Linked DNA regions of Homo sapiens: regions 1 and 2 are each linked to region 3. A link is a contact called in ENCODE Hi-C or POLR2A ChIA-PET data. All regions are on one chromosome and are shown on one strand. Each heading gives the region's core, a stretch centred on a gene start or an enhancer-like site at or near the end of the contact. The rest is flanking DNA. Distances are from core to core; before and after follow the strand shown. Region 1 overlaps TBXAS1 (thromboxane A synthase 1). Region 2 overlaps PARP12 (poly(ADP-ribose) polymerase family member 12). Region 3 overlaps LOC124901758 (a long non-coding RNA gene).

The links. Hi-C counts contacts between places; a loop is a spot of excess contacts on that map. ChIA-PET counts read pairs that join two places held with the same protein, here RNA polymerase II (POLR2A). Pooled maps may share reads with other maps.
Region 1: a loop to region 3 is called in a map of mammary epithelial cell, with 38 times the contacts of the local background. The contact joins two enhancer-like sites. A Hi-C loop is called at or near these places in 5 of 168 maps with a recorded cell type or tissue (GM12878, K562, mammary epithelial cell and 1 more), 11 of 37 single-sample maps with no recorded cell type and 10 of 50 pooled maps. POLR2A ChIA-PET finds 5 or more read pairs at or near these places in 2 of 52 experiments (GM12878 and activated T-cell).
Region 2: a pooled map shows a loop between it and region 3 (4-fold over the local background). The contact joins two enhancer-like sites. A Hi-C loop is called at or near these places in 8 of 37 single-sample maps with no recorded cell type and 8 of 50 pooled maps. POLR2A ChIA-PET finds 5 or more read pairs at or near these places in 1 of 52 experiments (activated T-cell).

The regions. Positions count from the first base shown.
Region 1 is chr7:140,007,612-140,011,147 of GRCh38, forward strand. The region is part of intron 10 of TBXAS1 (thromboxane A synthase 1); the gene reads left to right. Among named protein-coding and RNA genes, the nearest start is that of PARP12, 54 kb to the right of the region's middle. Within about 2 kb of position 1,325, at least 2 of the 41 ENCODE cell types and tissues checked have a DNase peak (open chromatin) inside an H3K27ac peak, as active enhancers do.
Region 2 is chr7:140,032,011-140,035,908 of GRCh38, forward strand. It overlaps PARP12 (poly(ADP-ribose) polymerase family member 12), which reads right to left. Exons shown (of 12, transcript NM_022750.4): 8 at 2,225-2,321. Among named protein-coding and RNA genes, the nearest start is that of PARP12, 29 kb to the right of the region's middle. Within about 2 kb of position 1,966, at least 2 of the 41 ENCODE cell types and tissues checked have a DNase peak (open chromatin) inside an H3K27ac peak, as active enhancers do.
Region 3 is chr7:140,302,658-140,306,369 of GRCh38, forward strand. All of the region lies in intron 1 of LOC124901758 (a long non-coding RNA gene), which reads right to left. Among named protein-coding and RNA genes, the nearest start is that of SLC37A3, 94 kb to the right of the region's middle. Within about 2 kb of position 1,819, at least 3 of the 41 ENCODE cell types and tissues checked have a DNase peak (open chromatin) inside an H3K27ac peak, as active enhancers do.

The DNA of each region.
Region 1 (3,536 bases), core at 75-2,574, 300 kb before region 3:
ATTCAGACAGTAGGGGACTGTCTGAGTCCTGGGAGCTCCTTCCTGCCATCCAACACCCCCAGCTGTCCCATCCTGGAGCTCCAACACGACTCACCCTCCAAAACGTCTCACTGCCCCTCAAGACGTCTGTGTTGGGCTTGCCTCACCTGGTCCTCCCTGCCCTTCCTCCTCAGCACTTTGAGCTGTAACTATACACTTCATGTTATATTCTTGGACACATATCTGCCACTCCATGACATTTCACTAATGTACACACCAACCAGCCGGTCACACCAACCTGTGGGTATCTTGAGAGCAAAACCAACTATTGTGCTTCGTTCAAACTCTCCCAAACAAGGCACTCCATAGAGAAGGGCATCTTAATTCATGTCCCCAGACCCCTACAGAGAGTGAAGTAACAGCCAGATTTCAGGCTCTAGAAACAGAAGCAGCACAAAGCATTAACCGTATGTGATAAATTCCACTCAACACTTTTATGAATTAACAGATCACATAAACCATATGGAAATACCTTTCACCATTTTTAAAGACAATATGTGGATGATTTGAGGGTATCTCAAAACGATATTTCAACACAAAAGCATTACAAAGAATGCAATTGTAGACATTGTCCAAATGTTCAAGTCCAGAAGCAAATACAGAAAATTCCGGTGGCGTGATTCGAACTGCATTGTCCTCAAGCACACAAGGTTTTGGGTCTCAGTGTGGAAGCAGGCCAGTCACTCAGGGGCTCTGTGCCCCCTCTCCCCATGCCAGCATTAAGACCTGATGTGCAGCCCTTCCCTGATCTCCTTTGGAGCCTCTTGCAAACTGTCATCCAATTCTTTCTTTTATTCTTTTTTTTTTTTTTTTTTGAGATGGAGTCTTGCTCTGTTGCCCAGGCTGGAGGGCAATGGTGTGATCTTGGCTCACTGAAACTTCTGCCTCTTGGGTTCAAGAGATCCTCCTGTCTCAGCCTCCCAAGTAACTGGGATTACAGGTGCCCGCCACTATGCCCGGCTAATTTTTTGTATTTTTAGTAGAGACGGGGTTTCACCACGTTGGCCAGGCTGGTCTCAAACTCCTGACCTCAGGTGATCTGCCTGCCTTGGCCTCCCAAAGTGCTGGGATTACAGGCGTGAGCCACCAATCCCAGCCTTATTTTTTTCATAATTGATATCCAGCTTTCTTCCAAGGGGATTGTGGGAAGCTGGTGTACATGTTAAAATGAAGTTCAAGATAAAGCATTCAGGGATCAAATAGAACAAAGGCCATTTAAAGGAAAGAAGGCCTTACAGGGCCCCAGAGCTGGCTGGTAGCTGGGGTCCAGCTGTGGCTTGGTGACCAGGGCTCCTGGCCAAGAGGGAGAGCAGCCAAGCCAAACAGGTGTGTTCTCCAGCAAGAGGACAGCACAGAAACTGATCAATGGACACAGTACTTCCTGGACCTAAACTCAGCCACGAATCCATCAGACAAGACCTTATTAGCTGTCATGTTGAATAACAAAGGGGTTAGGCTCTTCAACATGAAAATGCGGTGGCCGATTCTCCACTGACCCGTTATAAACAGCAGAGCAGAAAAGGAAGTTGGTGCAGGTGGACCAGGAAGCTGGTGATCTCACCTGAGGACCAGACAGAAACTAGAGAACCTGGGTGAAGTAGTTAGAATTCATCTAACAGGTCTAGAGGGCACGTCAGAAGACCATCTTGGCCCTGGCCTTGGCATACTGCGTGATCGTGAGCCTCATGCTGCTCCGTGCCTCTCCTTCCTACGGGTTAAATGGGGACACACACCTGCTTGGCTGGCCCTGCAGAAGCAGGCAAGAGGCAGTGGGTGGCACAGGTGGAACTGTAGTGCCCGCTCAGCTGCCTGCAGCATGATGTGTGCAGGGAGGAGCGCCGGCACTGGTCGGACAGTGGAATGGACAGCTTCCATCCAGCCTCGCTCTCCTGAGCCGCCCCTTCCCCACACATGCCCCACACCCGCCCCACACCTTCCCCACACCCACCCCACACCTGCCCCACACCCGCCCCACACCTGCCCCACACCCACCCCACACCTGCCCCACACCCGCTCCACACCTGCCCCACACCCACCCCACACCTGCCCCACACCCGCTCCACACCTGCCCCACTCCCACCCCACACCTGCTCCACACCTCCATACCTGCCCCACACCTGCCCCACACCCGCTCCACACCTGCCCCACACCTCCATGCTGGCCCCATACCTGCTCCACACCTGTCCCATGCCCGCCCCACAGCCGCCCCACACCTGCTCCACACCTCCATGCCCGCCCCACACCTGCCCCACACCTTCACACCTGCCCCACACCTGCCCCACACCTGCCCCGCACCTGCCCCACACCTGCCCCGCACCTGCCCCACACCTGCCCCACACCCGCTCCACACCCGCTTCACACCCGCTCCACACCCGCCCCACACCTCCACACCCACACCACACCCGCCCCACACCTGCTCCACACCCACACCACACCCACCCCACACCTGCCTCACAGCTGCTCCACACCTGCTCCATGGGCATTTTTCACCCTATCAGCTCTGCTGGCTTTTCTTATTGATCACCAGATATGAGAGAGACAAGGTGTCACAATTCTCACCCAGACCAGAGGACAATCTGCTTCTGCTCAAAGGATTTGGGGGTGAATGTAGGGAGAGTGAGCATTTTTATTTTATTATTTTATTTCATCTCAAAAAGCGTGTTGACTTTTCCCAAGTGCTGACACAACTTGGACTTACTCATAAAAGAAAATCAGAATCGCCCTTGTGGGAAACACAGCAGCCCTGTCTGAGCGCCACTGAGGTGACTCCCGGATGCTGTGCGGTGCAGTTCTGAAGCTTCTGTTGATCTCTTATGAGGTTCAGTTTACGGGGAAGGGAAGGCCCTATTTTCCAGCTTCCAGGGGGTCTGCCTCCAGGTCCAGGCTGTTTCCAGAAAAGAAGAACAAGCAGGGTGCCAGGGAACAGCTTCATCTGACCCCTTTGGAACTGCGGGTACAGACATCACAAACCCCAGCTGCCTGCCCTGGTTTCAGTGCTGGTGTTTGCTATCAGCTCCAAGCACATATAATTGCATTAGCAGCTTAGCATCTCAATGGGTTCTCCACGCCCTGGCCTTTTTCTGTTCCTGTCTGTTACATGAAAGGCTCATAACAGAGAGGGAGCAGCAAGAAGCCACAGGCTGCTTTTAATCTCTTACGGGCAGGAACAGGGCATAACAGTAATTACTGTAATCATTGCATTTCCTTTAGGATATTTAGGGAAGTCCAATCCTACAGCTTGAAGTAAAATCCAGCATAGAATTATTTTGAATTTTTAATTATTTATATTGCCAAAATAGCATGCTTATACAAACAAAACAAAACCAAAAAAAAAAAAACAGTCCCGGCCGGGTGTAGTGGTTCACACCTGTAATTCCAGCACTTTGGGAGGCAAGGAGGGAAGATCACTTGAGTTCAGGAGTTCAAGACCAGCCTGACCAACATGATGAAACTCTGACTCTACTAAAAATACAAAAATTAGCCGGGCATGGTGGCAG
Region 2 (3,898 bases), core at 716-3,215, 270 kb before region 3:
CCCTAATAGATAAAAGGCTCTTGATATTTAAGAAAAATACCAGAAAGTTGATAGAAAAATGGATAAAAAGACCAACAGTCCACAGAAAAAGAAGCAAAAATGGCACTTACATGTTAGAAATAATATTCAACCTCACTCCTAAGAGAGAGCAAACTGAAGTCCACTGACCCATCTTTACCCCTGAGAAATGCAAAAGCCCAAGAGCCTGACAACTCACTCTGTGGCATCTCATGCGTCCTAGTGGGTGTGCATAATGATTCAAGCCCATGGAAAGGAATTTGGTTTACTTCCTACGACTCTGACCTAACAGTCGACCTCCAAAATTTGTTTTTTTTAATTAAAAAAAAAAAGAGACAGGGTCTCGCTATGTTGCCCAGGTTGGTCTCAAACTCCTGGGCTCAAGCGATCCTTCCATCTTGGCCTCCCAAAGTGCTGGGATTATAGGTGTGCACCACCGCACCTGGCCATACCTCCAAAATTTGAAACAGCACATACATCAAATGGTTCATCACGACATTATACTTTTTAATAGCAAAAGACTGAAAACAACACAAACATCCATGAAAAGGGGACATATTAAGTAAACTATGGTACATACATATTACAGAGAACCAGGAAAGAAGAAACGGATTGAGGAAGTTAATGAATTGAAACAAAGTGATTATCATGATCTATTTTTAAGTGAAAACAAAAAAGGGTATAGAACAGTATAGATAGCATGTTCCCTTTTGTGCAAGAAGAAAATACTTTTATATGTATGTATGCAAATGCTTATTTTTGCAAAGAGAAACATAAAAAAGAGAAACCGGAAACTAATGTTACCCACAGTGGGAACAGGGTAGAGATAACAGGGAGGAAGTTACAGTCTACAGAGGATACCATTTTATATAGGTTTGACTTTTAATCACGTGAAGGTTTTACACATAGTCAAAAACAATAATAATAATAATTATTATTTTTGAGACGGGTCTCACTCTGTCACCCAGGCTGGAGTGCAGTGGTGTGATCTTGGCTCACTACGGCCTTGACCTCCCTGGGCTCAGGTGTCTCTCCCACCTCAGTCTCCTGAGTAGCTGGGACTACAGGCGCACAGGCTGGTCTCGAACTCCTGGGCTCAAGCAATCTACCCGCCTCGGCCTCTTGAACTGTTGGGATTACAGGTGTGAGTCACTGCACCCAGCGCAAAAATAAATTTTAATTTAAAAAGGAAAAAGTAAGGCACATTCCCAGGAAATTACTTTGCTAGGTCTGACTCACAAGGCAGTTTCGTGGACTGATAATACCTTTCTCCTCTATCTTGTACCAAACTCATTTAAAAACGACCTTTGCATGCTTCACAAAACAAAAGAACCAAAAGAGACATTGTTGGTTCTCCATAAAATAGACACAAGCCAGACCTCTCAGGCGAACAGAAGGTGCAGCCAGCTACCAGTAACACTGCCTAAAGTCCCAGCACTGGCTCTGGCAAGCCCAAACTGTATGGGCACTGTGGTCCCTCTCCACCATGCAGGCCACCTTCCCCCAATATGTGGCTGTGTGGTTTGGAGAACACTGACCCCTTCCTCTCAGTTCCAATCCCATCCCACCTCCCCAAGCCTAAAATAACACCAGAGGTTGAGATAGGGTCTGATCAGTACAAAGCACAAGAATTTCCCCTCATCTGCTATAGGAGGTTTCTCTCCTCCCTTCTAGGGGCTCACAGGCCACAGGCTAACCTGGTGGCTCCTGGCAGCCATCTTGGGACTGAAAGAAACTCACCCTGACGAAGCTCGCCCATTAGTGACTGCAATATCTGTTTTTAGAGTTTTGGTATTCCGTGATATTCAAATACTAAAATACATGAGTTTTTATTGGTGTAATTCCATCATTATTTCATTATTTCAACATTTAAAAAATTCAAGTCTATGACTCAATGATTCCACAGAAAAGACAAACGGATGGGTTGGCTTCAAGTCTAGACTCGCCTTCAGAGTCTGTCTTCTCCAGAGAATCATCGCAGATCACAACAGGCAGCCTTCTAATTATGCATCACGAAGCTTCTACCCACAGGGTAATTCCCACTCTGGTCCAACTAGTAGAAGACAAACGATAACAGAGTGTGGGAGCACTTCGTTGTACAAGCCAACGGTGCCCGGGTGCTGTCTGAGGCAGGTTTTCTGTCACCACTGCAGAGCACACCCCAGCTGATTACATCCTAAGTACCAAGCCCCCCACTGCAACCTACCAGGTTTGCATGGTCGTCACATCCTGGGGAGACACGTATTTGGGTCTGCGGCAAACCTTTTTAGTTGTGCCATAGACCAGGTTTTTCTGAACGAAGGCTGAAAAAAAACATAACCAGTGAAAAAATATACATATACATATACATACACACAGGATGGCAATGTTTTATAAACACAAATTAGATAGATTTGAAAGCTTATCCAAATGTGTAAAACCCAGAATCAGTCTGTTAAAAATAGGGCCATTTTACACATTTCAAATATTCATAAAGAAAATAGGTATCCTTAGGAGACTGGGTTTAATGAATAGAGGAATGATTAGTAATTGACATATCAATTACACATGAGTGCTTTTAAATTGTTCCTTCCAATCTTGTTTAAACCATTATTTTGCTTGGCAATTTTTCCCAGCTTGGATATAAAAAAGCCTCAGCCCAGCCTGAGATCAAACTACCATGTCTTGAGTTAGTGGGATTCAGAGTTAATGTAAGTTTTATGACTTTGTTTTAGTTAAACTATGGCAGTATTCATCAACCTTTCTAAACCAATAATATCTTTAATAAACAAATTTCTTGCTTCCCCACCCTCAAGAATCCCATACTCATCCTGAGGATTTGGGGTTGGGGGAACTGGCCCCTCAAGTTGAAAAATGACAAATACCTAGCAGTGTTTGTTCTGTCCTTGCCTGCCAGGAAAACCCTCTCAAGTCTTACATTTTTTTTAAGAGATGGGGTCTTTTGCTTTGTTGCTCAAGTGGACCTTGAACTCACCAGCTCAAGTAATCCTCCCACCTCAGCCTCCCAAGTAGCTGGGACTACAGGTTTGTGACACCATGCCCAACTAATTTTGTTTTCATTTACAAAACATTTTAATATTAAAAATTATAGGTGTCCAGAATTAGCCTTATTGCAGTTGAGCATAAACTGGATGGTTATCCAAGTGTGTGTCTCTTAGGTTGCAGCTGAGATGGTCACTATTCCTGGAGGTCCATCCACATTCTCATTCAGAGCCCATGATCCAGATGCAGCAACCATGACCCCTTCTGTTACCCACTACTCAGCCGCCCATCAAGACCATTCTCACTGGCATATTTAAATGGGTGTTACTGGCCTACTGGCCATCTGTGATGAATCTTAAATGGCTTTCACTGGTGAAATTAAAAGTGAGCTAAGATACGTGGACTGGCTAAATGTGTGTCAGACACATTCCCTACCCTTCTATGGACACAGTAAAGTGAGGTCTTTTCCCTAATTTACCCTTCCAGAGGATACCCTAGGCTACAGCCTGTCTTTGGGGAATTCTGCCCCGTCAGACACCACCTAACAGGATGCTAGAATTCTGCCTCTGGAATCCTGGCATTTGCCTTGAGTGAATCATTTATGACAAGAGTCCCTAAAAGGGCAGAACTGAATCATCCCTAAACCTTCAGAACAACTCATTTGGGCTCTTTTGTGTGTTTTAAATGTACTTGCTTCCTAATAAACAGCTAATAAATATGTGTGGCAGTTTGCTTTGAGACTTGCTTTATACTTAGAAGTGAAGTTGTGGGGGAAGAAGCCAATTCATCTCAAGCTTCTTTTATGGATACTGGTATCTACCAAAAGAAGGAGGAGGAAGAGGAGGAGGAGGGGGAAGAGGAAGAGGAGGAGGAAGAGGAAGAGGAGGAGGACGAGGAG
Region 3 (3,712 bases), core at 569-3,068:
CATGTGTGTATTCGAGGGGAAGGGAGTCCGGAATAACTACCCCCATCCCCTCCCAAAATTAAACACCATCATGCTCAGTAATACCCAATAATTTTTTTGTTTGTTTGTTTTTTTGAGACAGAGCCTCCCTCTGTCACCCAGGCTGGAGTGCAGTGGTGCAATCTCGGCTCACTGCAACCTCCGCCTCCCAGGTTCAAGCAATCCTCCTGCCTCAGCCTCCCGAGTAGTTGGCATTACAGGCACCTGCCACCACACCTGACTAATTTTTGTATTTTTAGTAGAGACGGAGTTTCCCCATGTTGGCCAGGCTGGTCTCGAACTCCTGACCTCGAGTGATGTGCCTGCCTTGGCCTCCCAAAGTGCTGGGATTACAGGTGTGAGCCCCCACATCCAGCCCCCAAGAACATTTTGGAGCACTATCATTCCACAATCATGTGGCTACTTGTGTCAGCTGCAGAGCATCACTTTTGCTAAGTGTCTGGTTCCAGCTGAATCTTAAGAAAAGGTGATTCACTTTGCCTTTTTCCTTCCATAAGTTTTTCTGCCCTAACAGAAAGAATACTGTAAAAGTGCAACACCTCTTAATAGCGTCGCCCTCTGATCTCTTCAGGTGAAGGTCATTTCATTTAAAATAGCAAGGTCCTGAATCACGTCCATCAATTTTCATATAACCTCAATCTGGGTCCTTTTGTATTTGGCTGGCTTGTTTTCTAAATGCTGGAGCTATTCTAACCCTCAGAACGTGTCTGCAGGTCTGGTTATCATAACCAAATGGATGGGAGACGGGAGCATACCAATATATTTGGAACAATTCAACAATCCAATTTTCTCTACCCAGAGAAACAGCTCTGCAGCAGCCCCGAATGGCTACACATGCCAGGTTTGCCTAATTGGACATGGGTGTTAGCCCATCACCTGAGCAAAGGAGGGAAGCAGAACCCTCCCTGCCTGTCATGTTCAGAGCTCATTAGTTCCCACACAATCACATTAGGTTACAGATTTTCTGTGTGCCAGTTCCCCAGCGGTACCCTAGCAACAAGTTGAGCCAACAGTTTTCATTACAAACTGCCTTGGTCAGTATAAAGGAACCATCTTATATTTCTTCCAGAGAGCAAAACATGCTAGACTCTTAAGTGTTCTTAATAATTGGCTTCACTGCAGATGATAGAGGTGGTTTCAGAACTCATCCTCTTCCTAAAATATGTATTTCTCTGTTCTTAGTTCTCTAAAGAAATAGAGCTCCATGGCCTAGCGCAGTGCCTCACGCCTGTAATCTCAGCACTTTGGGAGGCCGACGTGGGTGGATCACCTGAGGTCAGGAGTTCGAGACCAGCCTGACCAATATGGTGAAACCCCGCCTCTACTAAAATTACAAAAAATTAGCTGAGCGTGGTGGCATGCGCCTGTAGTCCCAGCTACTCAGGAGGCTGAGACAGGAGAATCTCTTGAACTCGGGAGGCGGGGAGGTTGCAGTGAGCTGAGATTGCGCCACTGCACTCTAGCCTGGGCGACAGAGCAAGAGTGCATCTCAAAAAAAAAAAAAAAAAAAAAGGAAAAAAGGAAAAAAGAAATAGAGCTCCATGATCAACCTTTGTGACTCCAAGTGTGGCCCACGAACCAACCACCGCAGCATCATTTGGAGATTGCTAGAAATGAAAACATCTCAGCCCCACTCCAGACCATCTGGGCTAGAATCTGCACTTTAACCAGATCTTCAGGTGACTCACACATGCAAATTCAAAAAGTACTCCAGAGAAATCACCCAAAGCCCCACTAGTAGACAGTATCTGCCTTACATCTGTGACCTTCTAGCAAGTAATTCATGATCACTAAATGTGAGCCTCTTTCCTTCTCCCTGTTAAAACCCAGGGCACCACCAGAGAAGCTTAGAGGGAGGAAGGGAAGGAGAAACAGGCCCAGAAGATGAAGAACTTGGAGAGAGAAGGAGTAATGAAGATGGAGGAGTGAAAAATGAAAGGGCTTGGGGTGGCCTTCAGAGCCTCCCCATAAGGGGTTTTAGGCCTTCAGGGTGTTCTCCGTAGTCACACACTGCCTCCTAGAGTTACTTGGTTAATAGTCTCTAAATAGGACTCACTTTTTAACTTTGATGACTTTTGAAAAGAAATGCATGTCTCAGGTTTTATGTGCATGTTATAATTTTTCTTTTTGAGACAGGGTGTCACTCTGTTGCCCAAGCTGGAGTGCAGTGGCACTATCTCAGCTCATGGCAACCTCTGCCCCCCAGGCTCAAGCCATCCTCCCACCTCAGCCTCCCAAGTAGCTGGGACTACAGGCGTATGCCACTACACCTGGCTAATTTTTGTGTTTTTGTAGAGCCAGAATTTTGCCATGTCACCTAGGCTGGTCTTGAACTCCTGGGCTCAAGTGATCTGCCCACTTCGCCCTCCCAAAGTGCTGAGATTACAGGTATGAGCCACCATGCCCAGCCATATTTTTTTCTAATACACATTAAAATAGATTCGTGGCTATTAACATTTTGTGAAGTGTTGTTTGTAACCACTGCAGACGATCCCTGGGGACACCTGATCTGGAAGAATGATAGTCCAAGTGGTGCAGGAAGTCCCCTGAGAGCTGGCACAAAATCTACAGGGCTGGTTCTATATCCTCTTTTGTGTGTGTGTGTGTGTGTGTGTGTGTGTGTGTGTGTGTGTGTGTGTGACGGAGTCTCGCTCTGTCACCAAGGCTGGAGTGCAATGGCGCAATCTCAGCTCACCGCAACCTCCGCCTCCCGGATTCAAGCAATCTTCCTGCCTCAGCCTCCCAAGTAGCTGGGATTACAGCCATCCACCACTATGCCCAGCTAATTTTTGTATTTTTAGTAGAGACAGGGTCTCACCATGTTGGCCAGGCTGGTCTTGAACTCCTGATCTCAGGTGATCCCACCTGTCTTGGCCTCCCAAAGTGCTGGGATTACAAGCATGAGCCACCATGCCCGGCTTTTTTTCTTTTTTCTTTTTGAGACAGAGTCTTGCTCTGTCACCCAGGCTGGAGTGCAGTGACATGATCACAGCTCACTGCAGCCTGGACCTCCTATCCTCCCTCCCGAGTAGCTAGGACCACAGGTATGCACCACCATGCCTGGTCAATTATTTTTTTATTTTTTTTATTTTTTTAGTAGAGATAGAGTCTCATTATGTTGGCCAGGCTGGTCTCGAACTCCTGGGCTCAAGTGATCCTCCCACCTTGGTCTCCCAAAGTGTTGAGACTACAGGCATGAGCCACTGAACTGGGCTGAGGTTCGTACTATTTTCTCATGTGTCTAAACTGCATTGCAGGACACAAGGGTGTGGTATAATAGTTGTTATTCAGCCAAGTTAAAGCAGCAGTCCACTGCAGATCAGGAGGACCACTCACATAGAACCTGCTTAAGGGTAGTGGCAAGAACTTGGAATAATGATTGCAGATTAGGCCAAGCACAGTGGCTTATACCTGTAATCCTGGCACTTTGGGAGGCTGAGGCAGGCAGACCACTTGAGGTCAGGAGTTTGAGATCAGCCTGGCCAACATGGTGAAACCCCGTCTCTACTAAAAATGCAAAAATTAGTCGGGCATGGTGGCAGGTGCCTGTAGTCCCAGCCACTCAGGGGGCTGAGGCAGGAGAATTGGTTGAACCCACAAAGCAGAGGCTGCAGTGGGCCGAGATGATGCCACTGCACTCCAGCCTGGGTGACAGAGTGAGACTCCATCTCAA